Linked DNA regions of Mus musculus: region 2 is linked to region 1. The links are chromatin loops, found by intact Hi-C in ENCODE. Cell type or tissue: left cerebral cortex. All regions are shown on one strand. Each heading gives the region's core, and the rest is flanking DNA. Links, peaks and the distances in the headings are about the cores only.

Region 1 (15,294 bases), core at 4,744-12,743:
AATTAAGGAGAATTAAGGGGACTAATGGGAGGGGAGGGAAAAGGAAAGAAAGGATGGAGTAGTGAGGTATGGGAGGGAATGTCTTCTAAGGAAATACAGGGGCCTGAAAACAGCCTCATGTAACCCTGTATAGTATAAATAAATAAAATCCAGTATATTGAACAGTGTTCTTCCTTACTATATAAGTAACTGGGTGAGTCTTAAGAGCCAGGCTAAATGTAGGAATTCAAGAGATTGTGGTTCTTTTTTAGCTGAAGGTTTCAACAACTGGCTCAATGTTTCCAGACTGTGAGCTTCAATAACGCACGTGGTAAAGGATATTGGACTATCACCGTCTGGCACTTGTACGCTTCTATGAAGTCGTGATTCCCCACAGCATAGGTACACCTGGAAAAGATATCAGGGTCTGAAGAGCATCTACTCACGACAGCTGGATGCCACATCAGCCCAGAGTGCAGTTCTTTCACACCCTGCCCGATTCTCTCCTGCTCCTGCCAGGCAGAAAACCACAATGGAGGAAGCACTAGGGCCCACTGACAGAAAGCAGCTGATGGAAGGTGAAGCCCACAGGGTTCTGACGCTGCTCTGTCAAGTGCCAGAATAGGAAATCCTTCAGCTGCTCTGGGCAAAGGGACTGCAGATGAGCACGGCCCTCCACAGTCAGGGAGCCTCCAAAGACACTCACTCTGTCTAGGTTCCTGCTGGAAGCCAGATTCGGCTCATCACCAGATCTGGAACCTCACTGCAGAGAGCACACAGCTAGGAAAACAGGGGTGCGCCTTTGCTGCAAGAAACAATAGTGGCATCCCCAAGTCTTTCAAGGCCTGACCCAGCTTCCTCTGAGATACAACTGGCAGGCAGTCCTGTGACATGGCTTTGGCTTTAGGATGCACAGTTCTGTCTGAAGTGTCTGACACTAGAGAGAAAGCAGCAGGCAGACTGTGCAAACAATAAGAAGCTCTGCTTTGCTTTGCTTAACTCTGATGCTTTTTTTTCCTTGTAAGGCAAAGATATTAAAACCATATTGTGCCATGAGAAAAGCAAGACCTCCGTTAGTTATTACAAATACAAAACGACAGTAGAGATACCAGGTGTGACACAAGAGGCACATGACACATTTGTCCACTTTTCCAAGTTAGTTATTCACTGCTGCAAGCAAACAATGATGCATGATAAATCAGAGTGAACGAGTTACATGCATGCAGCTGTGTGTTACATGCATGCAGCTGTGTTACATGCATTCAGCTGTGTGTGTTTGTCTTCCTACTGTCAAAAGATTACCTTAAATGAGCTGCAAACATTTCATCATATGGGGGCTCCAGAACTTGCTGGCATTTCTCTTCTGGAGAGGCCATCTAATCCACAAGAAAAAAGGGCAGGGTAAAGTTAGGGGGCATGAAAGACAGCGATGAATACAAAGAGCTTCAGATGAACACTCTCCGAACTTCACAGCCCAAAGAAATGGTTCAGTCAGGCACTCGAGGATGAAGCTCGTTGCTCCACCAATATCTGTATTTCAAGAAAACAAGAAGCCCAGGAATCCAATTCGGTTGTTTGCTGCAGGCCAGAAAAGATGCTAGGCATTTTCATAGATATTTTATTTAGTGTGTATGTCTATAGATATGTGTGTGTATAGGTGTATGTGTGTGTATGTGTGTAGGTGTATGATGTGTGCCATGGCACACACAGAAGTCCAGGCTTGCTCAACAAGGACTTCTACCCAACTGTCCATCTCATGGGCTCTCACACATATTCTAGTACTTAAAGCTGGCCAGTCAAGAAACACACGAGGAACTCCTACGCCTTTAATAAACAAGATGTACAGCTCCTTCCATAAATAAGGTCATGTTACGAGTCACTGAACAGCTCCCTATGGGGAACAAGTGTCCTGGGATAAGGGCCAACAGTAATTTCTAACCCCCCTTCCTTCCAGTGGTGAAGACTGGATGAGCTGAGGACACTTTTGAGTCATCACCTGACTGGCCTTAGAGCACCTAGAATGAGCGTGACTTCTGCATGTCCAGAACGGGTGACAGATATGTGAAAGATATGTCCTTGCCCTGCAGAGCGGATACCCACTAACCTGTTAAAGGGCTCAAGAAAAAAGTAAGGAAAGAGAACACACCATTGTGACTCGTAAGAGTCATCCAAGCTGGGACACTATCGAATCTCAGGCCAGCCTGGGTCTACCCACAAGCCTGGGACTCAGGGCAGCACTGGCTTCCCTGGGCTTCCAGCTGAAGATAGCAGGTCACACAGGGGGCCTACTCAGCCTCCATAACCACACAGCCCACAGAGAGTGATCTCAGTGTATGTATGAACTATGCATGTATAGATGCATTCCTATCAGTTGCTTTTCTAACAGTAAACTAGTACAAAGTGAAGTAACAGGAATGAAGAAGTCAGTGAGCCCTCACCAGCTGCCGAGCCTGATGGACTGGCTCAGTCACAGGATCCACACAGGGGAAGAAGAGAAACAACTCCCACAAGCTGTCCCCTGACCTCACACACACACACACACACACACACACACACACACATCATGGTACATGCATGCCCAAATACATATGCACAAAAACTAATAAGTGTAATTTTAAAATTAAACTTGAAAAGAAAAAGAAAATAAAACACCATTTTGTAGCACCTCCTGAAAAACCTGTCTCAGAGGGTGACCACCAGCATGAACCTACAGATGAAAGGTCAGTGGAACACTGTCCAGACAGATGGACCTACTAGTCACACACACACAAAGCCCATCATCCCAGCTGAACAGCAGCCAAGATAGCTGTTCGCATAGCTCTCACATAGGGGTGCTGTGGCCAAGTGAGCTAGGCTTTCTTCAAGAAACTTAGAAATTTTCAAAAGAGAATGGCAATATTAGTTTCCTTTTATTCAAACTTTAAATTTCCGTAGAAAACTGACTGCCCCACAGTTCTCTCTAGATGCCTGTATATAGCCCTTCCTATCTGCAGATAGATAGATATATCCCCTCACCCCTCTTTCTTCATTTTCTTTAGACACCATGGGTATATCTACCACCTACCTGGAGCCGTGGGTTCGCAACATGAGGGTGCTTAAAGGATACCAGCTCTGCACAGGATGCTCCATCTCTGGTGTCGATGGCTTCATATACCTGAAAAGGTGAAGGGGAAACTTGAGCAGGTAGGCAAGATCTGTTCTCACAGGACCAGAGCAATGACCTGCATGCCGTAAGAGCAGTTTCCTCCTCTGTGAAAGAGGCCAGAATAATCGAAATGTAAAGTTAGCCAGGAAACCACTTTATTTCAAAATGGGATCTTCTGGGGGTAAGAAAACAGGTAAGACAGAGTCCCCCAAGGTAGGGAGCAATCCCCAGGGCAGTTCACTCCTAAGTGACCTCCTTTGCTAGTGACCTTAGAGGTGGCAGGAGGAAGTAACTCTAATACCAGTAGCTCTGTACGTCCATAATCACCTAATTGTGCCTAAAGCCTAACGTACAACTTTGTTAGCAACTGGCATAACTCCACAGGAAACTGCACACAGGCCTGGACTCTAAGAAAGTCCTATCAGAGCCTTGCCTCAATAACAACATAAAGAACTAAGGAGTGGGAAAGAGAACAAGGGTAGTGACAGGTCTTAATAAGCAAATCTTTTTTAAAAAATAAACAAATCTTAAAACCGTAGCTGGGGGGCGGGGGAGGGTGGCTGAGGATGAAGCCCCATGGTCCTAGCATGTGCAAGTCCCTCGGTTTAAGTCTCCAGTATTCTTTTCAAGTGTCTGGTCACTCCACAGCTACCTCGTCCCTGGCACCCAGCCACCTGCCATAGGTGCTTTACCAAATGCTAACACAGAAGCTGCATCCTTCTAGGTTAGGCACCATTTGGACCATGAATTTACATCCCAAACAGCACCTGTGCACAATACCTGGGCAGGCACATCAGGGGAGCGTGTGCTTCAGGAACCCCAGGAGACTTCTCTCCCAACTACACTAGGTCTTCTCAGGTCCTAGTCAGCCCACAGGGGTACCACCTGCCTCAAACCTGACAGTTCCTTAAAACTGTACAGGCTGGCAAGATGACTTAGCAGGTAAAAGTGCTGACTGCTCTTCCGAAGGTCCTGAGTTCAAAGCCCAGCAACCATATGGTGGCTCACACCACCGGTAATGAGATCTGACACCCTCTTCTGGTGCATCTGAAGTCAGCTACAGTGTACTTATGTATAATAATAAATAAATCTTTGGGCCAGAACAAGCGGGATCGATCAGAGTGAGTACAGGTTCTAAAATTCAATTCACAACAACCACATGAAGGCTCACAACCATCTGTACAGCTACGGTGTACTTATATACATTAAAAAAAAAAAAAAAAAAAAAAAAACAACTGTATACATTCCTTCTATCCACTGAAATCCCACAGCAAACATAAATAGTACCAGGCTTGTATTCTAAGTTCCATTCCCCACTGACAGCAAAGCTCCTTGGAGGAAGGGCTGATGCCAGAAGCTGGGTCAGGGGAGCCTCGGATAAATTTAAAAAGCATGTGGCCCAAAAAAGGCTCAAGGAAGGACAGGGCCAGGTTCAAAAGCCATAGAAACCAACTGAGGCAGCTTTCAGAAAATTTGAGCTTCCAAAAGAGTATAGTGGTGATAAAGTATAACTGGGTATCAAAAATAATCCAAATTGTGTGCTGGGTGTGGCGGCCCATGCCTTTAATCCCAGCACCTGGGAGACGGAGACAGGTGGATCTGTATTTCTATATGCTCAAGGAGAGCTGGATCTACAGAGTGCGCTCCAGGACAACCAGGACTATGTAGAGAGACTCTATCTCAAATACACACATACATACATACATACATATGTACACACACATACATATCCATAATGGTTTTTAAAGAAAGAGTATAAGGGGAATTATGTTTTAAATTTTACTTTTTTTATTTGTTTCAGCTGGGTGTTGGTGGCACATGCTATTAATCCAGCAACTGGGAAGCAGAGGCAGGCAGATCTCTAAATTCAAGGCCAGCCTAATCTACTGAGTGAGTTCCAGGAGAGCCAGGGTTACACAAAGAGAGTCTGTCTTTAAAAGCAAACAAACAAAAATTGACTAAGTTATTTTATTTTAGGATCTGCCATGTGGGTGCTGGGAACTGAACCCAGGTCCTCAGCAAGATCAGCAAGTATCCTTAACCTCTGAGCTATCTCTACAGCCCAGAAATTATTCTTTAACATAAAAAGCAAACAGCAGATACAAATAGAAAGAGGGCCAGGATGTGACTCAATGAATGATAGAGCACTTGCCTAGATGCATAAGACCCTAGCTTCAGTCCCCAGATCCACATAAAAAGAAAATCAATATAGAAAGGAAAACAGAAAAATCATATCCTGGACAACGAAGACGATACCTGGTCTGGGAAAGGGCTCTCAGTGAGGGTAACCCACCTCTACAAAAGGGACTGGAGGACAGGAAGCTCACAGTCCCACATTATCTAGAACAAGAATACATGCAATGTGTAACTCTGGATTGCACTCTGGATTCAAAAAACAAATCCTAAGAAACAATTTGCACACCTAAGCGATCCATCCCATATACAATCACCAAACCCAGACACTTTTGTGGATGCCAACAAATGCTTACTGAAAGAAGACTGTTATAGCTGTCTCCAGAGAGGCCCCACCAGTGCCTGACAAATACAGAGGTGGATCCTCGAAGCTTACCATTGGACTGAGCACAGGATCTCCAACGAAGAAGCTAGAGAAAGGACCTAAGGAGCTGAAGGGGTCTGCAGCCCCATAGGAGGAACAACAATATGAACTAACCAGCAACCCCAGAGCTCCCAGGGACTAAACCACCAAAGAAAACACATGGTGGGACTCATGGCTCCAGCTGCATATGTAGCAGAGGATGGCCTAGTCAGTTATCAATGGGAGGAGAGGCCCTTGGTCCTGTGAAGGCTCTATGGCCCAGTGTAGGGGAAGGCCAGGGCCAGGAAGCCAGTGTGGGTGGGTTGGTGAGCAGGGGGAGAGGGAAAGGGGATGGGAATTTTCAGAAGGGAAACCAGGAAAGAGGACAACATTTGGAATGTAAATAAAGCAAATATCTACTGAAAAACAAAAAAACAAAAAATGTGCAAAACATTGGAAAATTAAAAGTTACATGCATCAGTGTCAAAGTTCTCAGGCTACTAAATGCATTGTGGTTACAGTGAATGTCCTTGTTCTTAGGGCTACGATGTCTGTGATGTTCTTTGGCTGTGGGTTCTGAATTAGAGGTAATTTATTACTGTTAACCTTAGGAAATGGAGTAAAGTTTCCTTCTAGTTTGACCTTGAAGAAAAGTGGACCTCACTCCTTGCTGTAAGGAGTAGACTCCTCAAGCTCCACGTTTCTCTCTTTGAAACATATGCAGGCTCCCCTTGCAGGCCATCAAAACATCACTATGGACTTGGGATAACCCGGAAGCAGCACAAGCATGCTGATGCCATGCCATTCCCTGTGACAGGAAAGAAAGACCTTTATTCCTGGCTCAAGCAGTCACAAGAGTAACAGGCTACTCTTAACCTTATTAACACCGGTAAGGATGGCAAAATTCAACCAACCTGACCCCAACAGCTTCTGGGAAATCAGCACAGGAATCATGGGGAAAGAGAGACAAGCAATTTGTTAACAGGTAGCCACTGGCCAAGGCTATTGCCAGTGTGTTGAAATAAAGACTGGTCTTTTGGCCAACAATGAGATCACTAAGGTTCAAGCGTGATCTCCAGAATTAGCATCTTGCTAAGTGTTAAACATGTGCACTGTAGAGCCAGTCTCTGATGCTTCTGAGCTGGGAAGACTTGGGTTAGCCGCCTACGGAGCTCTTCAAGGAGGGCCTTGTGATGGAATCAAAGAGAATACATATGCACACGCAGCACCGACAATAGTGCCGCTACTTAAGAAGCACACAAGTACTGCTTCTAGTACTGTAGTACCCAAAACTGAGCTGTTTGGGACAGGAAAAGGGGGCTTTGGTAATAGAGCTAAGCGCAAATCCAAGGTTCATAAGCAGCCATGAGCAGCAAGTGTAGTCAGTTAAAACGTTCATCAGTCTTCCCTATCTGGCTGCCCCTTGCACCAGGTGTGTTGCCTAGTGGGATTCACATCTTCAACACCCTAGAAGACGCAATCACGGCCCTCCACCCGGATGCAACAGTGTTTGCCTGTGCCACTCCCAGGCTTTAAGTAAAGCCTTGATGGGCACCGCTGCCAAGAGACACAACGTGCTTCGTGCGGACAGCAGCGCTGACTACACAGACAACCGTTTCTACAAGTGGCCCCGATCTTGCTACCTCCACCTCGGATCCTCCTCCTCCTGGTCCACCGGGCAGCACCTGCAACTTCCGAACAAGGCAGGCTGCCCACCGCGTGCAGCACACCCTCCTCGCCTCGAGGCCAGCCGCAGGACCCCCGGCACCGTCCGACCCGGCCCCAGGACTCACCCCTCGTGGCCCGTAGGCCAGGATACCAAGCGAAACCCACCTGCTGTAGGTACTGGTTAATGGTGATGTGCGCCATAGCGGCGGCCGCGGGTGTTGAGTGCCTCACTTCCGGCGCAGGTCCGTTTCCGCTCCTTGTCCCCACACGGTAACCTCTGCACGTTGGTTCCGGAGCGGGTGAAGGTGGAGCGAGCCGAGCCGAGCCGAGCCGAGCCGGTGGTGAGAGCACTTCTTTGGGGGCAGCTGTCAGCGCGGTCGCCGGGACGCCTCGGGTGCGGCGGGGGCGCGCGCGAGGGCGGAGGACTGACGTGGAGGAGTTCCCAACCGACTTGGGAACGTGTCCCTGGTCACGTCGGTGTGCTAGCGACCCGATTCCTCGCACCCCTCTCCCATGAGGGTGACCCGATCCCCAACCCTCCGTGTGCAGAGGCGCTCCTGACTCTCCCGGAACCAAAGTCCAGAGCCCACTGGGAAGGCGTCCCGCGCACTCCTAGGATGTGTTCCTGAGTCCTCCCACATCTCACACTGGGGCACCCCAGATAAATGGGTGCAGAGCATCCCGTCCCCAACCCCTCGGCGCGCTAGCGCACGGAGCAGCATCCCTGAGCATCCTAGGTGTAAGGTGATCCAGGAGGCAAGGTTGCCGGGTGCTTTTATCCACTCAAGTCCTCGCCGGGGTGTCCTCGTCACGGCCCTCGACGTGACGTGGGGCGGCGAGCTCCGGAGCCCTCGGTGCAGGTGTCACGGCGCCCTCTCGCGAGCATTCGTTGTAGAACGCCTGCGAGTCCCCGAGCCCTCCTTGGGCGGAGTTCGCGCATAGGAGGAGGAGCCGGATCGTTCCGGTGCGCGCCGCGGCGGTTGGGCCTCGGGCGCGCGGACCCGGCCGCGAGCAGAAAGAGGAGGAGCCGAGCGCTCACGGGCGGAGCCCGACAGCAGCAGGAGGAGGAGCCGGGCGCGCACGGAGCGGGCGCAGGGCAGGAGGAGGAGCCGGGCGGCGCGGGGCGGGGCGGCGTCCGGCCCAGCCATGGCGGACGAGGGCCCTCGGAAGGGCAGCGTCTCGGCTCTCATGGGCCGCACCAACGGCCTCACCAAGCCCGCGGCGTTGGCCGGTGGCCCCGCCAAGCCGGGGGGCACGGGAGGCTCCAGGAAGCTGGTCATCAAGAACTTCCGAGGTGGGTGCGCTCCGGTGAGGAGCGAACGGGGCGGCCGGCGGGTCGCGCGCTCGGACAGGGCCTCCTGGGGCTGCCCGGCAGGCCCTGTCCCCGCGCCCCGGCCCGCCTGGTTCCCGCACTGTCCCGTCTCGGCGCCGCAACCCGACTTGTCCCTGCACCTCACGCTCCGCCACGTCCCCGCGCCCCAGCTGGCCCCGATCCCGCACCTCCTGGCTAGCCCGGCCGGGCCCTGCCTCGGTGCCCCGGCCTGTGCTGTCCCCGCGCGGCCGTTGACCCTCTCTCCCCCACAGACAGGCCGCGGCTGCCTGACAACTACACTCAGGACACGTGGCGGAAGCTTCACGAAGCGGTCAAGGCCATCCAGAGCAGCACATCCATCAGGTACAACCTGGAGGAGCTGTACCAGGTGAGCGGCGGCGAGGGCCTGCGAGCACCTGGCTGGGTTCCTCCTCCAGCAGCCACCGGGGCCAACGCTAGGGAGGCCCGCCCGTCCGCCCGCCCGCCCGGGGAGAAGCTGCGGCCCGAGCCTTCCCTAGCGGAAGCCGCGAAACCCTGGGTCAGCAGGTGTTTCTATGGATCGCCGCCCTGGATTAGTGCTGTGTGTTGAGGCTTAGACCAGGCTGCTTAGGAGGTGTACGTTTTCCCAGCGCCAGAAGAAAGGAGGTGTTTGGAGCTAAGAGGCACAGAGCCCCCAGCAGTCTTCAGTGTTATCAGAGTGCCAGTGTGTTATACATGGAACTCAGTACGGCCCCACTTGCTAGTAGGGTCCCTGGGTTGTGACACACACACCCCCTCCCCAACACACACACACTGTTTTGTAGTTTAATTATTGCAAATAAGGTTGCAGACAGATTCTGGTAGGGTTTTTGTTTTGTTTTGTTTTGTTTTTTTTTGAGACAGGGTTTCTCTGTGTTGCTCTGGCTGTCCTGGAACTCACTCTGTAGACCAGGCTGGCCTTGAACTCAGAACTCCACCTGCCTCTGCCTCCCGAGTGCTGGGATTAAAGGTGTGCGCCACCACGCCCGGCGATTCTGGTAGTTTTAACTTAAAGACAAGTTGTGTCTGCAACAGGGGGGGAAAATCATCCGAAGTACATTTTGCTGTTTCAAGCACACTTTTCTGTCATGGTTTTATACAATAACTGCTAAATATTCTGTGTTTTAGTTTGTGATAGAACAAATAATTACTTATATGTTACTTAAAAGTTACCTAAGAGGCTTGTTTTATCCTGGTTACAAACTGAGTGTATTGTAAGTTACAGAAAGCACAAGAAGAAAAGTAAGCAGTGGTACCCGAAGGAACCTGTGGCAGGCCCATCACTCCCAACCCCAAACTCCCAAATCCAAAACTTGTAGTGCACTCATGAAAAAAAGACCCACACCTGACTTCCTCTGCTGGGCCTCAGACAGAACACAGTATATGCTAAAACTGTTGAATAAAATGACCATCGAGCTAGGGCCAGCCAGATGACCCAGTAGGTAAAGCGCTGGCAGAGCCAGCTTGACAACTTGTGTTCGAACCTCAGAACCCTCAAAAAGGTGGAAGGAGAAAACTGACTGGAGACGCATCCCCAGACCTCCAGCCTCTTGACGTGACACAAGCACCCACACATACACTTGGTGTACACACACAATGATAAAACAAGGGATATGGGGTACGAGTCAGCTTTGTGTCTGTTTACACTTGATTCTCAGTACCCAGATACATCATTGTGTATGTGCAAGTATTAATCCGGAAGAAAAACATCTGAAATCCACAACACTAGTAGCCCCAAGCATTCTGGGTAAGGGACCACTGGCCGATGGTGACGGATTGGTGTATATGTGTCTGTTCTTTGTCTTAAGTTTGTGAGTTGATTGTGTATTGAAGGAGAGGATTTTATTTAAGGTTTTGTTTTTGTTTTGTTTAGACAGGGCTCACTGTGTAGCCTTGGCTATTCTAGAACTCACTGTGAACAGTCTGACTTACAGAGATCTTCCTGCCTCTGTCTCTTGGTGCTGGAATTAACATTATGCACTACTACACCCGCCTAAAGATTTGCTTTTATTTTTATTATTTTAAGTATGTGCCTATGTGTAGGTGTGCATATGAATACAGTGTTGGGGGCATGTGACATGTGCTCCAGTAGGTTTATTTTGTTTATTTTATTTTTTTATGAGAAGAGAGAGTCGGTTGGTTTTATTTTTTACGAGATTCACTGTGGGGCTGGAGAGATGGCTCAGCAGTTAAGAATGCTCTTACAGAGGTCCTGAGTTCAATTCCCAGCAACTACATGGTGACTCACAACCATCTGTCATGGGATCTGATGCCTCCTTCTGGTATGTGTGAAGACTGGGACAGTGTACCTTATAACTATGGGGAAAAAAAAAGGTCTCACTGGGTATTAGTCCCGGCTGCCGCTCATGTGCCGGGGCTATAGGTTAACTCTAACATACTTGTCCCAGTAGATTTTAATGGCCTAAGATAGAGTTGTTTGCCAGCCGCTCAGTGAAAATGTAGACTGTTTCCCTCCCCGGTAACGAAGGGCTGCCCCGTGAACTCATCCCCTCCCGTTCCCCAGCTGTGGCAGCTGCTGCCGTGTTCTCTCTACTCCTCCACCTCTATCTAGAAGGAGCAGCGCATTTGCAGTCCTCTGGCATCTGGCTCTTATCTAGAATGGCGTTTGCCATTTCCTCTGGTGCTAACAGTTTGGCATTTTGGTTTGTTTGTTTTTGTTTATTAATGTGTTTAGTATTTGAAATAGAATTCCTTCCATCCCTGTCCTCCTCCTTTCCTCTCTCCATGGCCCCTGGACACCCTCTTTGAAATCCCTCCTTTGTGCCCCCAAGTGCATATTACTTTTATTAACAAGTAGAGTGTCTATAGTGCAGTTGGCTTATTCATCAGGTAGTGGCCGTTTGGGTGTCCAGTGGGAACATGACCAGCAGGGCCGCTATGAACGTTGCATACATCATGTGTGGGAATGTGTTTTCATTCTTCTCAGGAAAGTATCTCAGATACAGAAAATGTGTGCTTCCTTTCATAAGAAGCTGCAGCTCTTCCAAGTGACTCCATTTTCCCCACTGCGGTAGCTTGAGGGTCCTTTACTCCACATTCTCACCAGCATTTGGTGCCGTCGAGTTTTACAAACGGGTTTAATTTACCGTCCCTGTTGACGGCAGGTGTCTGTCTGTTTGTGTGCCTGTTGCTCTTCTATACTTTTGATGCAGTTTGCTGCTCAGATCTGCTGGCTCCCTGCCTCCTCCTGCCATCCCCTCTCCCTGCTTCCCTCTTATCTCACTGTGTAGCTTGCTCTGCCTGCAAACTTGGAGTCCTCCTGTGCCAACCTCCCAAGTGCTGGGATTACAGATATGGGCCAGGGTGCTCAGCTTCATCTGCTTAGATTATTTTCCCGTTATTGAATGTGTGAGTTTAGTATGTATTCCGGATATAAGTTCTATATAGGTGTTGCTAGTATTTTCTTCTAGCCCATAGCTTATCCCTTAACTAATCTATGTCCTTTGAAGAACAGTGATTTAAATTTTGAAGTTAAGTGTCTTATCAGCTGTTCTTTTAGGTTATGTTTTTAGTATCCCCCTAAAAAATAAAAACTAAACTTTTGCCATAACTGGTAGTAATAGCACACTTATGTAACCCCAGCACTCAGCAGGCAGAGAAGAGTTCAAGGCCAGCCTCCTCTACTAGCCAGCTCAAGGCCAGCTACATGAAACCCTGTCTCAAAAACAACAAAGCAACAGATCTTTGTCCTAATCTAAGACCTTGTATTTAGACAGAGCTGACAGTTTTACATTTAGATCTGTGATCTATGTTGTGTGGACATCTGTGTGTATGGTGAGATATAAATCTAGATACAGTGTTTTTCCCATAAGTGTCCAGGTGTTGGGCACATTGCCCAACTGCCTTTCTCCGACAAGACCAGTTGTCTGTCTAGGAGGGGTAGCCTCCAGCTTTTTCCCACATTTGTCTGAGCTATTCTTGGTCTTTTGCATTTCTTTATGAATCTGAAAAACTGATTTCTGGCTTTCTCAAGGAACCAGCTTGGGTTAGAGTTATGGTGACTCTTAGATCACCTAGAGAGAACTGACTCGGCCTTAGAGATAGAAGGCTCACTGTTGGGGCTAATATTTCTCAGCAGTGATTTCTTGTTTCATTTGTAAAGATGTTACAAACCTTTTATGGAATTTTCACCTTACCTTGAATTCTGACTTGTGATTCTTGCTTTTACTTAAAATTACCATTAATTTTGTATATTGAAATTGTCCTTCTAATTTGCTGGCCTTGCCTGTTTTCTGTAGATCCCATTGTATCTTCTGCCCAGACAATCACATGTAGCTAGAAAGCTTTTTGCTTTCCAAGTTTTGTGCCTCTTATTTCTTGGCTTTGTCTTGCTAAACTGGCAAGAGCCTCTGGGACAGTGGTTGGAAGTGAGAGAGCCGGTGCTGTCTTGCTCTAGATCTCTAGAACTTTGGTTTGCCACTGTTGAGTGTGACGATGCTACCATGTAGGAGGGTCCTTCCTGCTCCCCGCTAATTTAATGAAAGCACATTTCTGCATCTATTACGGGATTGCTTAAGTTTTGCTTCTTAGTTGGTCGATTATGTTCATTAATCTTTCTTTCTGTGTTGAATATAAGGACAGTCTTGCATGCTTGGGCTATATCTTTTGTTTTAGACCTGGTCTCCCTGTGCCTCCTTGGTGGACTTGGAACCCCCTGTGTAGATCAGGTTGGCCTCAAGCTCACTGAGCTTTCCCTGCCTCTGCCTGCTGAGTGCTGCTGGAGTTAAAGCCACTGCTGCTGTGGCCGCTCTGTTACCTTTCTTATGTGTTGAGTTGAGTGATTAATTTTTTGTTAACTTTGTCTTAATGTATTATTTTCTTATTATGTCTTTGATCAGTTTGCATGTCAAAGTAATATTGGCCTTATGAGTTTAAAATGATTTTCTCTTCCTTGTATAGAATTGGTATTGTTTTTTTCTTAAATGTTTGAAGGAATTCCCTAGAGGAGCCATTTTGGTTTTCATTTTCATTTTATCATTTTATATGTATGGATGTTTATCCTGCATGTGTATCTGTGCCCCAGATCCAAACCTAGTGTGCACAGGGCAGAAGGGGTCGAATCCCCTGGACCTAGAGTGAAGTGAGCTGCTGAGTGGGGGCTGGTATCAAGCCTGCATCCTCGGAAAGAGCAGCTTTTCCCTGCCGAGCCATTAAGTGCACAGCGATTGTTCCTAGTGCCCCTGAGGAGGACACCAGCTGTCTTGTCTTCCGAGTCTCTCATTCTCAGCCGTGCCTCAGCTACTGTTGCTGCCACAGGTGTGAGTCTCTCACACTTCTGAAGGCTTCTTTCTGAATTTCTGCCTAACCTTTGCATCTTGTTTATGGCTATTGTTTTGTCCTGACCCACTACCTCTGTTCTTGATACCCCCTCCCCATTAAGAAGATTAGTGACAATCCTTGAATGGATGTTCAACATTCTAAATTCTAACTGGTGTGCCAGATATTTTTATATTATTGTAAATTCGTGTCCTTTATTCTGGCCATAGTTTAATGATTTAAAGACCATCTGGTCTTAAGCCTCACTTTTAGGATTTGTTAGGCCAGGGCAGACTGCTGCTGTATCTAGGGCCAGACGACCCTACCACGGAAACAGACCTTCCTAGGTGCCTTGACTGGTTTTCAGCTGGATATGGAAAAACCGCTATTCTAGGCCCCGTGAGAACTCCAGCACTTTTACCTCCACTCTTCTAGATGGTTCTTTCCTCGTCCCAGAACGTGTACCCTTTGTTGCATATTGGGGGTTCTTCATCTCTCTTGACTCGGTTCTGCGTGCAGCTGCAGCTGGGTAGGAAACTGGAGCAGCTGGCACTCCCCAAAGATCTTCTGGCAGCGTCCAAGACCCCAGCCAACGTGCCACCTGTGCTGCGTCTGCTCTTTGTCTATTTGTTTGTCTTAGGTTTTGTTTGTTTGCTTTTTGGTGCCCAGGGCCCCTAAAATACTCTGTTCTTTGTCTTTTTTATTCCCCCCCATTATTTTGACTGGGAACAAGAACTGCACCAAAACACCTAAATACTCGGGTTTTAGCTTAATCAAATACCTCTTGCTACTAATGCTGTCCTGTGACCTAGAGAGTGCAGTGTCCAGGCTCGGCTGTCCCGACAGAGGAGGTTCCTTTCCAAATACGGCAGGCATGCGACGGGCGTCCTAGGCTGAGCCCTCGTGCATCCCGGGCTGCTCCATCTCACTGAACACCTACCCGTGAGGACTCAGCTCCATCTTTGTTAGGGCAGAGGGGTGGCTCTGGCCTCCGACAAATAGTGCTCCCCTGCCCTCTCCTGTTTCCAGCTGTGCTTTATGCCCTACCACAGAATCTTAGTTGACAGCACCACTTTTTACCAGAGGCTGGAAATACTTAGTTTTGAAGTCTAATATAAATATAGGAGCTCATTGGCCATGGCTCTCTGCTCAGCAGCTCTTTTTCTGGGTATCACGTGGGTTCTATCTGTCATCCATGGCGAGGAGGTCTCCTGGCTCCCATCCTCTGTATCTTCCTCTGAGCAGGGTTGTTTTGAAGATGCAGGTCTTTTGCTTCTGAAGACTTGAGTCTGAATCACTCAGAAGGACATACTCCTGTGACTTTCATACTTGAATTTTGTCCTTTGGTCACCCTAGTCT
Region 2 (15,294 bases), core at 2,569-10,568, 78 kb before region 1:
TAATAATGTTCCAAGTGCAGACAGCAAGGCTTGGTGGTCAATGCTGCTGCCATAGACACTGATGCCTGTGTATCAAACAGGAAATGGTACCATTTTCAGCACACACAGAACATACACAAAGCAATGAAATAGATACTTTGTGAATGGTGTTTGGAAGTCCGTAGCCATTATTCTGTGGTATCCACTTAATCTAATCTGACAACACTGTGGATAACAAGTATAATCAGTTAAATTAAAAGTATAAAGAAGAAATTGAGAGAGTTAAAATAAAAACAAATCAAAACCTTAATTCTTGAAAACCAGAAAAACTGACTGTAACTTGTAGAAAAAACAAGAAACAACCTTGCCTGCGCCCGCACAAGCCGTGCAGATCTCCACCCACGGAACATCCAGAGAGTCGCACCACTGCGCTGATGGAGCAGACATGGGCAGAGCTAGGGCTGGGGTTGCTGCTTCCGGCACTGCTCCTACCCACACAGATTCAATGCAACCAAATATCTGTTGCACCAGTTTCCAGTAACCAGAATATTTCTGCTTCCCCAAATCCAAGTAATGCTACCACCAGAGTGGGTGGCAGCTCCCCGCAGTCCACAGCTGGTCTCCTGGCACACACTCTCTCTCTCTTCTACATCTCTACTGTTAGAGACTCAGGCCAGGAAATGTTTCTACTTCCCATCTTCTAGACTCACCCCAAATGGCAACCACAAGTCCAATGTGACCAGGAATAAACAGGTTACCATACCTCAACAGAAAACACTGAGAATTCAAAATCTGACCAGATTAAAGGACGCGTTGAGAGAAGAGAGATGCCAATATTGAACCTGCTGGAATCTTACATTCCAAGATGAAGACGGCATCCAGAATTGATGTGATTTCCTTGAATGTGGCTTAAGAAATGTGGACACTTAAAACTCTCACTTGAAATTGGACATAGGTTTGATGTAGAGATTAGGACAGGGTGCAGAATGGAGACCCATTTTGTCATTGGTTCATCTGACCTATAAAGCCATAGTGCAGTTAGGTGATATTCAAAAGCGTCTTTCATGCTATTTATGTATATGTTAGAAGGAACTACCAGGCGTTGCTTTAAATTCCCAATTTGTTGTTTCAGTACTACTAATTTAATATGCTAAGCTCTAGGTAAAGTTCCACGTTGTGGAACTTTGACTATTCTCTTTGAAAGTGAACATTTTACACCCTCCTTCTGTGGCTTTAGATCTGGCATTGTATTTGACCTTTATTAGTAATTGACATGTATCAGGCAATGATGGATTGGAACCCACCCCCAAATCCAGCCACCACTGAATAAATCTGATTTAAAAAGTCAAAAAAAAAAAAACCCTAAGAAACTATTTAGCAAAGAGTGTTAGAACATGTCAAACAACAGTGGTAGAACACACACACTCGCCCTATAGGGCCAGTAACCTCCCAGACCATGGCGTTTGGTTTGGTTTGGTTTGGTTTGGTTTTGGTTTGGTTTGGTTTGGTTTGGTTTGGTTTGGTTTGGTTTGGTTTGGTTTGGTTTGGTTTCTTTTGGGTTTTGGCCAGGTTTACAGCACCAGGCGATTCCCTCCTATGGAGCCAGCCTCATATCCAAATCAGAAAAGAGTTGGTTACCCCTCTAACAGTTGTAATTGGTTACCAGTGTAACAGTCATAGTTGGTTACCCCTCTAACAGTCATAGTTGGTTTCCCCTGTGACAGTTGTAATTGGCTTCCCCTGTAACCGTCATAGTTGGTTACCCCTCTAACAATTGTAATTGGTTACCCCTCTAACAGCCCTAGTTTGTTAGCCCTGTAACAGTCATACCACTGTTTGATTCATAGGTTCGGTTACTACCTATGTAGTCACTGTTCTAGCATGCAGGGTTCTCTGGTGAATGGGACAGCTGATGACTCTTTCCTCCAATGGATACTTTCAGAACTATGAAAACAAAGCATAAGGGAGGAAGTTTCAAGGTCAGTGCCAATTTGATTCTCTATATGCTACAGATAAAGTGTGGTGTATCTTCAGCAATCATATATTTATGGTGGGCAAGCAAGAACAATGACCTATGTTGGGAAAAAAACCCCACAAATTCTAAACAAGTAAATTTGTCCATGTAATGCAGGTATGGTGCAATATCAAAAAAGTACTGCTGTAACTTACCATGTCAAACTGAACCAGATAAGTCAGCAGTCTCATAGATGTACAAAATTTTAATTGATCATTAATTTATCATGGTTATTGCACCAGGAGTTTAAAAACAGTTTTCAACCAGATAAAGCATGTGTATCAATCTTCAAAGCAAAAATTTTAAGTATCCTCATCCAAGCAGAAATCAAAGAGAGGTGAGCAAGAGCCTTCCTAGCATACAGGACAAACATGAGGACACCTCACTATTGAGATCACTCACTAGAATAGGGACTAGCACAAAGGAGCAAGAAATGAATCTGGTGGATTGAAAGTACCTGCTCCTAACCAGGAAATTCAGGAGCATTCACACATTGTTAACAGTAGAGTCCTCGAGGCTAATACACAGAGCAAAACAGACCCAGAGAAGACACAGACCCAGAGCAAGACAGGGATCCAGAGCAAGATACAGATCCAGAGCAAGACACAGATCCAGAGCAAGACACAAATCCAGAGCAAGACACAGATCCAGAGCAAGACAGATCCAGAGGAAATAAAAGTGATACTGACCTTTCTGATTCAGATCAGCTCTCTAGTTCTTAAACTTCAAGTTACTGGTGGCATTGCCACTGGTCCCCAACCTTGCAGGGTGTCAGAACCCACAGGCATCATCAAACTCTGTGATTAGGACTGCTCCAAAGATTCTGCTTCCCCATGGAGTGAGGGAGCCTGCATCTGTGTAGGTGTCATGGATGATGTGAGTGTGAAGGTGTAGCGTGCATGTATACAAGGGTGTGCATAGGCTGTGTGTGGAGTGTGTGCATAGGTGTAAGAATGGTATGCAACTGTGCAAAGACAGTGTGCATGTGTACAAGTCCATAAGGAAGTGTGAGCATAATGTATGTGTGTGTCCCCAGGTAATTCTGAGCCCACTGTCACTTACGGGTCTCTCATGTGTGTCACATGTACAAGGGTGAGGCTGACATGTAGCAGCATGCTGAGGGTTCCAGTCCTGTTCTGCAGACTGTGGGGGAGCCCTTGGGGAGCTGGCTGGGGATGAGGCTTAGTGCTTCCTATCCCAGAGAAGGGGCAAATGGTCCCTGAGCACATACAAGGAATATCCACATAAGAAGGACTCCCGGATCCCAGAAGAAGCCTGTTTATCTTTCCTGAGAAGGTAAGTGGGGAGGAGTCCAAAAGACGGACAGACAGTGACCCCATGCTATCCCTCCATGTGTCTGCACTATGTATGTACAGTGCTAATGGTACCCATGGTACAGGTGTGAAAAGAAGACCAAGCAAACAAGGCCCCTGCAGGTCCAAATGGGATCCTTGACGCCTGAGACGCAGGAGCCAGCCAAGGCACGTGCCACAGGGAGGTCGCCATCTGCTGAAGAACTTTAGCCAGAGCCCAAGCACCAGGCGGGCTCAGCATCTGTCCTCTGAAGCAACTCCAATTGTTCTGCTGCTCCAGAAAGCTAAATACACAGTTCCTGGAACTCAATAGGGAAGAGAATCCTGAGACCAGGTCCAGCCTCACATAAGAGAGCTGGGATGAATGGCTGCCATCTCCTCTCATGTCCCTGGAGTTACCCTGTCACGAGAGCATTGGATTTTACTGGGTGAAATTTGACCTCTATCCCAGAAGAAGCAACTGGGGTCCCAAGTGTGAAGGGACCCCAGGAGTCAAAGGTGCCCCTGGGGTACACCATGCTGGCAAAGATTAAAGTCCCTGACTAGAGAGGGAGAGGTACTGTAGTGTCCCACAAATGAGGTCTGACTCCCAAAAGAGTGGTCCAGCCTTGTACTGCCCCCTCCCTGAAAAGAACATTTTCCTCAGAGGGTCCAACTGAAGCCCACAGTGTAGTCTAGGAGGCTGCATGACCATAAACCGAGTGTCCTTGGGCTAGATCCAGTTTTTACACAGAAAGTTTCACGTGCTGAGAAACCTTGTTGATCTCAGGCAACCCAGTGTCCACAACTCCACCTGGAGCCTGGGCCAGAGGACACAAAGGGACAAGTCATGGGCCACCTGCCGATAGCTGTTTCCACAGTGTGGGAAGAGGAGGGGCAGGGCAGCCCTTGAGAGCCATTGACGGCTGCACAGCCCAGGTCTGCCCTACAGGTCTTTTCCAGGTCATAAGCCCATACCCTGTGCTTTAACAATGTCATCACTGTGAATATGGACATCCATCGGTGGGTGAGCTCTGTTCACACCTCCGGTCTGAGCCCACATTGCCTGCCTTAGCTTTCCTCTTTCCCTGGATGTACAAGTGCCAGAGACATAAGTGGCAGCCTCCAACCGGCCTCCATGCTTCCAGCCAATGCTCCAGCTTTCTCCACCCCTCTCCCCTCCCCCCTGACCTTTGCCCTCCCGGCAGCATCTGGACAGTCACCAGCCAGAAGCCACAGTCTCATCATGGTTCCACAGGCGCATGGGCTGCTGCTTCTCTGCTTTCTGCTCCAGCTCCAGGGACCTCTAGGGACTGCAGGTATATATGTCTGTCTGTCCGGGGAGGGTTTCTCTGTGCATGGAGTTGCTGCTCTTTGCAGAGGCAGCTGGGACATCAACAGGAACCCCCTCATGAGCAGCACACTTGATGTGTGTCCCTGACAAAAGCAGATAGCATCTGGATGCTTGCCACCCGGAAATAGGCAGCTCTTCACAGGGGTGGGATCTTTGGCTGTCGTCCTCCAGAGACGTTTTAGAAGTAGGGTGCTTTCCTGCCCTCTATGGACACAGACACTTGCCTGTGAAATTAGAGCCTGGGGGTCACTCAGTACAGAGCTCTGTGGCAAGGGGTCAGATGTGTCAGAACAGCCACAGGGCAACTGCACTAGAGGGCTCGCTCACTGCCTTGGCTCTACATCCACATCCACAGCCCCTCCCACCAAGTCCCCCACCACATACATACATGTGTGCCTCTAAGGCCTTGGGGGAGAAAGCTCGTAGTTATGAATCACAAGTTGCAGTCTTACAGAAAGAGATGCTGCCAGGAACATTCCCATGCATAGTGACATGGGTGGTCGAGCCAGTACTGTCCCCCTTGGAAGCCCATGGCACATAGGGATTGCAGTGGATTCTCCTGTGGAACTGAGTGACAACAGGAGCAATGGCTTTCCCAAGTTCTCTGCAGTGGTATGGAAGACCTTGGGGTCAGGTTTGCTTTGGATCTCCAGGAGATTGGCTGAAGTAAATTTACCTTCTCCTAAGGGCCCACCCCTTACACAATCACTTGCTGTAGAAGTGTATGTGTCCCAGTGGCTGGTGGCATATGGATCCTTCTCTGCCTGGTGAAGGACATTGATTGGTCCAGTTGGACAGTGTCTCCATCCTCTCTAGGAACACCAGAGAGTGTTCCTCGGCCCTTCCTCTTCCCTCTCTCTGTCCCTTCCCAAAATGGTTTATCTGACTTCCACTCTTGTCCTTCCAAGGGACCCTCCTCTGGGGTGTACCAACGTCCTCCTGGTAAGCAGAGCCACCTTTCAACCCCACCTAGACCCAGCTCCTCCCAGTAAGGCCCTCTGAGCCTCCTCTGCATAGGGAAAGCCTGTCTCTGTTAGCCCTCCTCCTGAATACATTGGATGCTATTGGGTCTTCCATAACTGCCTTCCTTCAAGGCTCTTCTTCCCATCTCAGTTACACGTCTTCCCGTCCACAGATATCCCAGGCACACAGTTTATGTGACACAGTTGTCATATGAGGACTTTGAGGGCCTCAACACCATCCTTGGTTTCCACCCCTGACTACCTTTAGGTGATTTAAACATCTGCACCCCATCTCCACACCCACTCCTGGGATTCAGACCCAAATCTTTGCTTTTCCAAAGCCAAGTGTGGAACACTGTCTTCTAGTTTCTGTCGAGGTCACTGACATTCAAGGTCGTGTGGTAGAGGCTGCATCTGAAACACTTCCAATGTAGAAAATCACAGGACTCAGAACCCCAGGTGAGGCAGCTGTGGCCATGGTACCCAGGGCTAATGCTATGTTATGGTAAGATCTGAAGCCCCAGGGCTATGACTTGAGATTCTTCGATTGACTCCCTGGACACAGGATAGAGGACACAGATGGGAGAAGAGAGGGAGATTTAAATATATGTTTGTGCACACATTTTATGAGTACCCAAGAAAGGGGTTGCACAATGTGTGATTAACTGTCTCTTTGTGGCTTGGTGTCACATGTAAACCTCGTGTTCACTGGCCTCACAGGAGACCACACCATTTGGCAATCTCGTTACTACCGATGTGTCATTTCGTGACCTTTTGTAAGCTCTCCAAGCATCTTCTCATTATAAATTCCTAAGAGAGATATAGGAGAAATGCCAAATCACATGGATATGGTAAACTTTCATCTCATCTAATAAATATGTCACCATATACTTCTACATAATACTGTGCCATGTTCTCTGTCACCATCAATGAAAGACACACCCATTTTTCTTAAAGATATATTTATTTAATGTATATGAGTACACCGTAGCTGTCTTCAGACACACCTGAAGAGGGCATCAGATCCCATTACAGATGGTTGTGAACCACAATGTGGTTGCTGGGAATTGAACTCAGGACCTCTGGAAGAGCAATCAGTGCTCTTAACCGCTGAGCCATCTCTCCAGCACAACACATCCAATTTTAAATTCAGCTGTGCCTGGTCTGTGTCATTCCCTGTGACCTTCAGCCCACAGAAGATGGTAAGCCATTGACGGAAACAACCTATGCACCTTCCGTTCCTTGAGGTGAACAGGAACTCTTTGGTCCCCACCAAAGAGTGGAATGGAAAAAGATTAATGTGGATCAGTTGTTCCCATCACTGCGGGAGATGGGTGTTTCTGCCACTGAGAGATCTGGTGTGGGTGGTTTTCATGGGCTGACCCAGTGTGGTTTCCTTCACTCACTGGAATGATCCAGTGTGGCTGTTTCCATTCCTGATGGGACCAAGAGTGGGTGGCTTCTGAGCAGCTTGAGGGAAGCTGCCAGGAGCACATGAGACCTTCTGTTTCTCAGTTTTCATAACCCAGGAGGAAGCACATGGTGTCCTACACAGGCAAAGGCGTGCCAACTCACTCCTGGAGGAGCTTTGGCCCGGCTCTCTGGAGAGAGAGTGCAATGAGGAACAGTGCTCCTTTGAGGAGGCCCGGGAGATCTTCAAGAGCCCTGAGAGGACCGTGAGTGCCCCATCTCGTGCCTGCTCTTGTGTAACACACTGAGACTGGAAGGAAGTGAGCTGGGGATTGTGAGGGTCACACCTATGTCTCTGGATCTGTCTCCCCCTCACTGCGGAGGCTGCCACTCAGTACTCATAGATGGACAGGAACCCTGACACACACAGGTTTCTCTCTCAACCATGCCACAAGCAGTTTTACAAGAAATACAACTCATAAACTACACTGGCTGTGTCTCCTATTTTCCCAGAGGGGAATCCCTTATTCCTTACGGGCTGCCCATGAAGTAAACCTGAGAGGGAAAATTCACCTCAAGAAGGCAGGACACACACACACACACACACACACACACACACACACACACACGCAGGCCTCACTGGAAACGTGTGAGGAACACCAAGGCTTCCTCTGCCACACTTGGCCATGTGCACAGATTTGCCTCCACTCCTGAGTTACTCTTTTTTATGTTTGTTTGTTTGTTTGTGGTTTGTTGTTTTTTTTTTTTTTTGAGACAGGGTTTTGCTATGTAGCCCAGGCTGACCTCCAATTCTTCATCTTCATTGCCTCCCAATTATTGGAATTATAAGTATGTGCTACCCCGCCTGGCCCTGTGGTTTCATTTTGTAAAAGATACATATTTATACATCACTGAGCATGTTCCTGTCTGGTTAGACATCTCACTCTGGAGGGTTTTCCCAGCAAGGGTGTGTCAGGATAAGACAAGGCTTTAAGACGGGGTCCACTGTGTTTCATTTTGTCATCATCTCTGGAAAAAATAGTCAGTCACAGCTTCAGGGGCGGTTGTGAGGGGCTGGTTGTTCGTTCTCCAAGGGCTTTTCTTCTCACCAGCCTTGGCTCATATCACACCTCACACTCACAGGAGGCTCCCCTCACACTCATAGGAGGCTCCCCTCACACTCACAGGAGGATCACCTCACACTTACAGGAAGCTCACCTCACACTCATAGGAGGATCACCTTGCACTCACAGGAAGCTCACCTCACACTCACAGGAAGCTCACCTCACACTCGCAGAACACCTCTCTCTCTCTCAAAAGAGACCTCACATTCGCAGAAGTCCTCACACAGGAATTTCACATGTACTGGAGAATTTACACCCACAGAACACCTCACAGAGGAACCCTCATTCCCACAGGATAGCTCACAAACCCAAAGAATGTTCCACACAGGAAATTACACCGCACACTTCTCTCACAAGTGCCCTCACACTCACTCAGAGCAACTCACACAGGGAGCCTGGAGAAGCTGCTTTCCTCACTGACTGGAGCAACCACCTGACAGAAATAACTGGAGGAAAGACAGGTTTATTCTGGTTGGTCGTTCAGGAGTCAGGGAAGGCGTGACAGTCACAGCGCATCCAGTCAGGAGGTAGAGAGTAAGGGATGCTGGTGTTGAGCTCACTATCTCCTCTTTATTCAGACCAGAACTCCCATGGGATGACACCTCCCACATTTAGAGGTCCAGCCCAGAACTGGAGAAAGCAGGATCAGGGTCAGAACTCTGGTGCGCTCACTTGGGAAAGGCAATTGTGTGGCGACTTAAATATCTCTAGAAAGGGCGTAGAGAAACATCAACCTCAGATAATCCCTCCTCGTCTCCAGAGGAACGCTATCTTCCCAAGCCCCACACAGATGCCCAGGTCAGGAGCCCCAGCCATAGCTCCTGAGCTCCCTCCGTGGACACTAAGTGCTACTTCTCATGACCGTGCCTCACATGGCTTCTTCTTCCCTCTCAGAAGCAGTTCTGGATTGTTTACAGTGGTGAGTAGGTGAAAGCCATCTGTGCCCCTCCCCCACACCCCTTCTTTGCAGCACACTAATGTCAGCTCACCCACAGATGGGGACCAGTGTGCCTCGAATCCATGTCAGAACGGAGGTACCTGCCAGGATCATCTCAAGTCTTACGTCTGCTTCTGCCTCCTAGACTTTGAGGGTCGGAACTGTGAGAAAAGTGAGACCAACTTCTTGCCTCCGTTTGCAATGGATGGAGTCGGGAGGGAAGGGCCTGGGTGACTGGTTCCAGAGAATAACAGCCTCATCGAGTAAGGAGAGGGTGTCCAGGCCAGCCTCGGCCCCTGAAGGAAATTGATCTGGGAGACATTAAGTATTTCTTTTAAACCCATGGCCTTTGATTTATGAGTCTAAGATTCTGGGTCTCAGACTCGCTGTCTGTCCCTTTTGACTCCTTGCCCTGAGAATTCTGCTGAACTGGAGAGATTTAGGGGAGGGAGGGTCCATCTCTGTCCCCACCAGGTAAGTCAGCTAGGTAAACTTCTTCTCCTCTGCTGGTTTAAAGGTATAAAGTATTTATTCATCTTTGAAATATCAATTATTGTTATGCTTGGAGACCACCAAACTGCTCTGGGCTCAACGGTTCACTACTGGACTCCATAGAGTTCACTGACAGCAGAGATACACATGAGTATTTTATTACACCAACGTTTGCCATGGCCAGAAGCAGGCTTTCTGTTGTTCTCTTCTGTGAGCTCACATAGACAGCTCAGTTCTTCTAGAATGCATGTAAAGTGCTGTGCAGTATCACCAATAGAAAGTCACTTAACCCCGGGCCTAGGTGTGAGAGACCTGTCTCCAGCCCCTCCGGTCCCAAATCCCACCATCAATCAAACCTTTGGTTAGCCATCTGGTATGGCCCAAGGCCCCAGACAAGTGGCAGTATTCCAGTTGGGGGATGCCCACGAGGTCACCTCTTCAGACAGGACAAAAGTGTCCTTTCTGCAGACCAAGGACTCCTTATTGCCCAAGTGGGTTCTTCCTGGTATCAGCTGCCTCCGGTTCTCATCAGAAAGAGGCCAGAGAGAGTAAAGGGGGAAGGGGAGAAGGGCTCACTAACAGTCACTGATCCATGGAGGCCTGTAAGGTTTGGTGATCAGTGACTGTGAATGACAGGACAGTCCTCTATACTAAAATGAACTGACCACCCTCGCCTGCAAATGGCCAGTGCTGGAGCCAAGGGCCTAGATGGCTCACATGGTCATGAGGGTTGCCCCAAGAGTAACTTCTCCCTTTGACATGTCCGTGGGCCAGTTCCCCATTCTATTGAGAACATTTCCTTTCCTTGGAAATGTTTGCTTACCACCTCCAGAACCCTTCACATCTTCTCATTAGAGCCTTGGAAGGAAGATGTCATCACACACCAGCCTAGCACCCTCCAAGATTTCTCAGACTTGTGACTCCCAAATCCAGCTCTCCATCCCGCCAGATCAGTCCATAGGGCAGGTGACGCAAGCTCAGCCTTAATAGCCCACAGCTACATGCCATATTCCAAGGGGACAAGAGCAACCACCACCATGGCCCGTCTGCCGACCTTGCAGAGACCTCTCAGGTTGTCTTCTCCTTTTCTCAGGCAAGAATGAGCAGCTGATCTGTGCAAATGAAAATGGTGACTGTGACCAGTACTGCAGGGACCATGTAGGGACCAAGCGTACCTGTAGCTGTCATGAGGACTACACGCTACAGCCAGATGAGGTGTCCTGCAAACCAAAAGGTAATAGACTGTGGGGACTGGAGCTGTCTTAGGCTCTGAAGAGGCAGTCACCTGTGTGGGCCTGTGGCAAGTTATCAGCTCCATGATGTGTAACAAGGTCAGACCTCTGCTTATCAAGTACCTGGTAGATGCTGACTGACTTGAGGTGAAAGGGTAGAGACTTGAAGGACACCTGACCTGAGAGCTGTTAGTCTGGAACCCTGGGCCAGCATCCTGCACTGCCTCAAGTATCCTGACCATTGAAGCCGGCCAGGAGTGGATGAGGAGGTCCTACACCAACTCTTATGTCCCACTTAGAGTCTCTGAGACATAATCGGGAGTCACATAGGCACACCTGGCATCTGTATCCACTGCTGCAGTTAACAACATAAGATGACCTATTATTATTATTATTATTATTATTATTATTATTATATGCATGTGGGCAGTATTACAGATGATGACAGTCCTGAAGGGATCAGAGAATGTCAGCTCCCCTGGGCACTGACGTTACAGGCAGTTGTGAGCTGCTTGTTGTGGGTGCTGGGATCCACTCTTGCCCCCTGCTCTGAAAACATATCTCCACAAGAAGACTATTCGAGCTCTGCTTCCGAAGGCGGAGGCTTCCCCGGAAGAGGATGGGGCTCAGTCTGTCTCATGAAGCTGGAAAGTTGGAAGCCCACAGCTCAGTGTTCTTTCTTACCCGAAGCCTTCGCAGTGGGTGGCGCCCGAGTCTGCCTTAAGGACCCTGTCTTCCTGTGCTGGTGGCCCATGCTTACACAGATCGTCACTTTCTTCATAGCGAACCAGAACGACACGTTCTCCCTGTGAGGCTCTGGCAGACCCCAGCTCTAGAAAGCAGGTCCTCAGCTGTCCCCACACCGTTGTCTGCCTCCTCTCCTAGCCGCTGCACAAGGCCCTCCCTGCCCACTCTAGAAGTAAGCCCCAAGTTCCTCTGTCCTGAGGCCTCTCACTGCCCCCAGCAGGAGCCATGGCAGCAGCCAACTGCTTCTCATCCCACAGTCACCTTCGCCTCTGCACCCTGCTCTCTCTGACTTCTGTTTCATACAGTTGAGTACCCGTGTGGGAGAATACCTGTTGTAGAAAAAAGAAACTCCAGCAGCCGCCAAGGCCGCATTGTGGGAGGCAACGTGTGCCCCAAAGGGGAGTGTCCATGGCAGGTAATGCTCTCCGTCCAGGGAAAACCTCTCTCTCCAGCTCCGGCTCCCCTGACATTAGGGTTTCTACTCTGGGGTATGGAAGTTTTGAGTTGGGTTACATTTATACAGAAGAGACATGGGCCAGCCTCCATCCCCCTATCCCCTCCCCCACACTCTTGTCCAGAGAAAGGGAAAGAAAGCAGGTATTGGGGCCCATCCCATGAAAACCCATGCCAGGCCCACAGTTGCCTTGCACAAGTCACTTGAAGAGCTGTAGTTGCACCTCATCATCCATGCACCCCACCCTTCTGCACCCCTGTTGTCTACCAGAGCCAGCAGATCTAGGGCTGCTCTACCCTGCTGGGGGAATCCCCAAAGGGATGGTGGGCAGGAATTGTGTCAAGTCAGCTGCTTCCTTGGGGGCAAGGAGACCATAAAAGTAGCATGGCTCTCTTTGTCTGTGTGCCCCCGCCCAGGCTGTGCTGAAAATCAATGGGTTATTGCTGTGTGGGGCCGTCCTGCTGGACGCCAGATGGATAGTGACCGCAGCCCACTGCTTCGATAATATCCGCTACTGGGGAAACATCACAGTGGTGATGGGTAGGTATGGCCCATCCCTGGCCTCTGGCCTGAGGGCATTTTCAGATTAAGATTGGCTCAGAGGCTGAGAGCCAATGGCCTGACAATGTCTCTAACCAGGTGATATCTTCAAGAGTGGCACTGGAGATGACCCACTTGTCCTCTGGGCCCCCCTCCTGTCAGAGAATAGGAAACTGGGGGGCTACTCTGTCCACCTTGCCCTACTCAGATTGGGTGTCAAGGACCCCATTCACTCCTGCAGGCTCTGCCCATTCACAACCTTCCCTCCAGAACTGCAGTGGACCCTGGGCCAGGCTTCTCCTGAGACCCTGGCAAGGAGTCAAATCCTCAGACACCAGAGGCTGAACTGACCACAGCCCTATCCACATACTCTAGGTTAGAGAAGCAAGACAAACAAGAGCTCTGTGTGGGGACATGGCCACACATGGTAGGATACGTGCCATGAGACATGGTAGGATATGTGCCATGAGGCATGGTAGGATATGTGCCATGAGGCATGGTAGGATATGTGCCATGAGGCATGGTAGGATATGTGCCATGAGGCATGGTAGGATATGTGCCATGAGGCATGGTAGGATACGTGCCATGAGGCATGGTAGGATATGTGCCATGAGTGGCGTGGTAGGATATGTGCCATGAGTGGCGTGGTGTCCTCCCAGGTGAACATGACTTCAGTGAGAAGGATGGGGATGAGCAAGTACGACGGGTGACACAGGTCATCATGCCCGACAAGTACATCCGCGGCAAGATCAACCACGACATTGCCCTGCTCCGCCTTCACCGGCCTGTGACCTTCACTGACTACGTGGTGCCCCTGTGTCTGCCTGAAAAGTCCTTCTCCGAGAACACCCTAGCCAGAATCCGCTTCTCAAGGGTCAGTGGCTGGGGCCAGCTACTGGACCGTGGTGCCACAGCCCTGGAACTCATGTCCATCGAGGTGCCCCGGCTGATGACCCAGGACTGTCTGGAGCACGCCAAGCACAGCTCTAACACCCCCAAAATCACAGAGAACATGTTCTGCGCTGGCTACATGGATGGTACCAAGGACGCCTGCAAGGGTGACAGCGGTGGCCCACATGCCACGCACTACCATGGCACATGGTATCTGACAGGTGTGGTCAGCTGGGGGGAGGGCTGTGCAGCTATTGGTCACATTGGGGTGTACACCAGGGTCTCCCAGTACATAGACTGGCTGGTCAGACACATGGACTCCAAGCTCCAGGTTGGGGTTTTCCGACTCCCACTACTGTAGCTCCTTGGATAGCCCAACCCGTCCCAAGAAGGAAGCTACGGCCTGTGAAGCTGTTCTATGGACTTTCCTGCTATTCTTGTGTAAGGGAAGAGAATGAGATAAAGAGAGAGTGAAGAAAGCAGAGGGGGAGGTAAATGAGAGAGGCTGGGAAAGGGGAAACAGAAAGCAGGGCCGGGGGAAGAGTCTAAGTTAGAGACTCACAAAGAAACTCAAGAGGGGCTGGGCAGTGCAGTCACAGTCAGGCAGCTGAGGGGCAGGGTGTCCCTGAGGGAGGCGAGGCTCAGGCCTTGCTCCCGTCTCCCCGTAGCTGCCTCCTGTCTGCATGCATTCGGTCTGCAGTACTACACAGTAGGTATGCACATGAGCACGTAGGACACGTGAATGTGCCGCATGCATGTGCGTGCCTGTGTGTCCATCATTGGCACTGTTGCTCACTTGTGCTTCCTGTGAGCACCCTGTCTTGGTTTCAATTAAATGAGAAACATGGTCTCCACGTGTAGGGTCATGCTTCCGGGTTGCCTAAGGGAGTGTTTCTGAAGTACAGTGTGCACCCCTGCCATGGACTGTTTCCCCCTGGCAGGGACCGGCTGATTTCAGCACACCTTGGGGATACCTGCTGTTACCCTGGGTTGTCCTTAAGTCCCTGAGTGGAGCCTCTGATGTCAAGTCACATACACATCGGCGGGGCTGCTCTTCCTGGGAAAAGGAAGGGGAAGGTGGACTAGAGTCAAAGAGTAAGCTGAGAGGGCTTGATCAAGTGCGTCATGGCCTTAGTTTCCCCAATCACTAGTAGGTAGGCAGGCATCCATCTCACAGAGCCAATCTGAGTTGCCACCAAGGGCCCTTGGGAGGCCTTACTGAGAATCTAGCTCCCTGAAGACTGACGTGCTCAGTATGGGTTGTGCTTATTCTCCAGTCAGCATGTCCTTTCTGGGGGTGGGGCCATAGAGAGGGGAGGCGACAAAGGGAGGACCCCCTCAAGCCAGCTTTAGTGTTTGTCCCTAGTCCCAGACCACAGGTCTGCTGTGAGTACCTCACAGACTCAGTGTAGGCTCAGTGACACAGTACACGGGCATCATCAGGCAGGGCAGCGATCAGGCACCAGACTCCTGCCAACAGCCACCAGAGCACCGCGCACATTTCCCAAGTTCTGTTATGTCTGCCACAGCCTAGGAAATGACAGTGACTTCCCTCCTGGTGAGATGCCAGCATCAGCCTCAACATCTGATGTCACGGGTGTGTGTGTTTGTCAGGTACCCACAGCACGCCAAGGCCCTCTCAGCACTGGTAACAGTGATAAGCCAAGTGTCATCACCGTACTCTCTGGCTACGTGCATGCAGCCACAGTCATGAGCCATTGCCTAACCAAACTCCAGTACAGTGAGCATGAGAAGCCTATTGCTGCTCACTAATTAGCAGGCATGGTGCGCATGCTCCGCAGACTCAAAAATAGCTCTGCCAGATGAAGCTTTGAAGGAGGAAGGGCTCAGCATGTAGAAGGTGGA

The links. A loop is a pair of places that touch in the nucleus more often than their neighbours do. Peaks named below come from ENCODE experiments on the same cell type or tissue, not always from the same donor. Only the 100,000 strongest peaks of a DNase experiment are listed, where the experiment ranks them.
Region 2: a loop joins it to region 1, with 8 times the contacts of the local background. A loop is called at or near these places in 3 of 42 quality-filtered maps.

What each region holds. Positions count from the first base shown.
Region 1 is chr8:13,097,282-13,112,575 of GRCm38, forward strand. Pcid2 (PCI domain containing 2) reads right to left here and starts at 8,062. Exons shown (of 14, transcript NM_178708.3): 1 at 7,494-8,062; 2 at 3,044-3,133; 3 at 1,282-1,355; 4 at 322-387. The coding sequence starts at 7,529. It overlaps Cul4a (cullin 4A), which reads left to right and starts at 8,342. Exons shown (of 20, transcript NM_146207.3): 1 at 8,342-8,622; 2 at 8,913-9,028. The coding sequence starts at 8,475. In left cerebral cortex, for the core only: a CTCF peak has its summit at 8,206; DNase peaks (open chromatin) are centred at 7,612, 8,273 and 9,215; H3K4me3 peaks cover 2,960 bases; H3K27ac peaks cover 2,084 bases.
Region 2 is chr8:13,021,528-13,036,821 of GRCm38, forward strand. F7 (coagulation factor VII) reads left to right here and starts at 4,507. Exons shown (of 8, transcript NM_010172.4): 1 at 4,507-4,604; 2 at 7,117-7,277; 3 at 9,030-9,054; 4 at 9,131-9,244; 5 at 10,658-10,798; 6 at 11,849-11,958; 7 at 12,414-12,537; 8 at 13,197-14,278. The coding sequence starts at 4,532. The coding sequence ends at 13,789. It also overlaps the pseudogene Gm15352. In left cerebral cortex, for the core only: CTCF peaks have their summits at 6,587 (motif pointing right), 6,790 and 8,981; DNase peaks (open chromatin) are centred at 7,091, 8,496 and 9,084.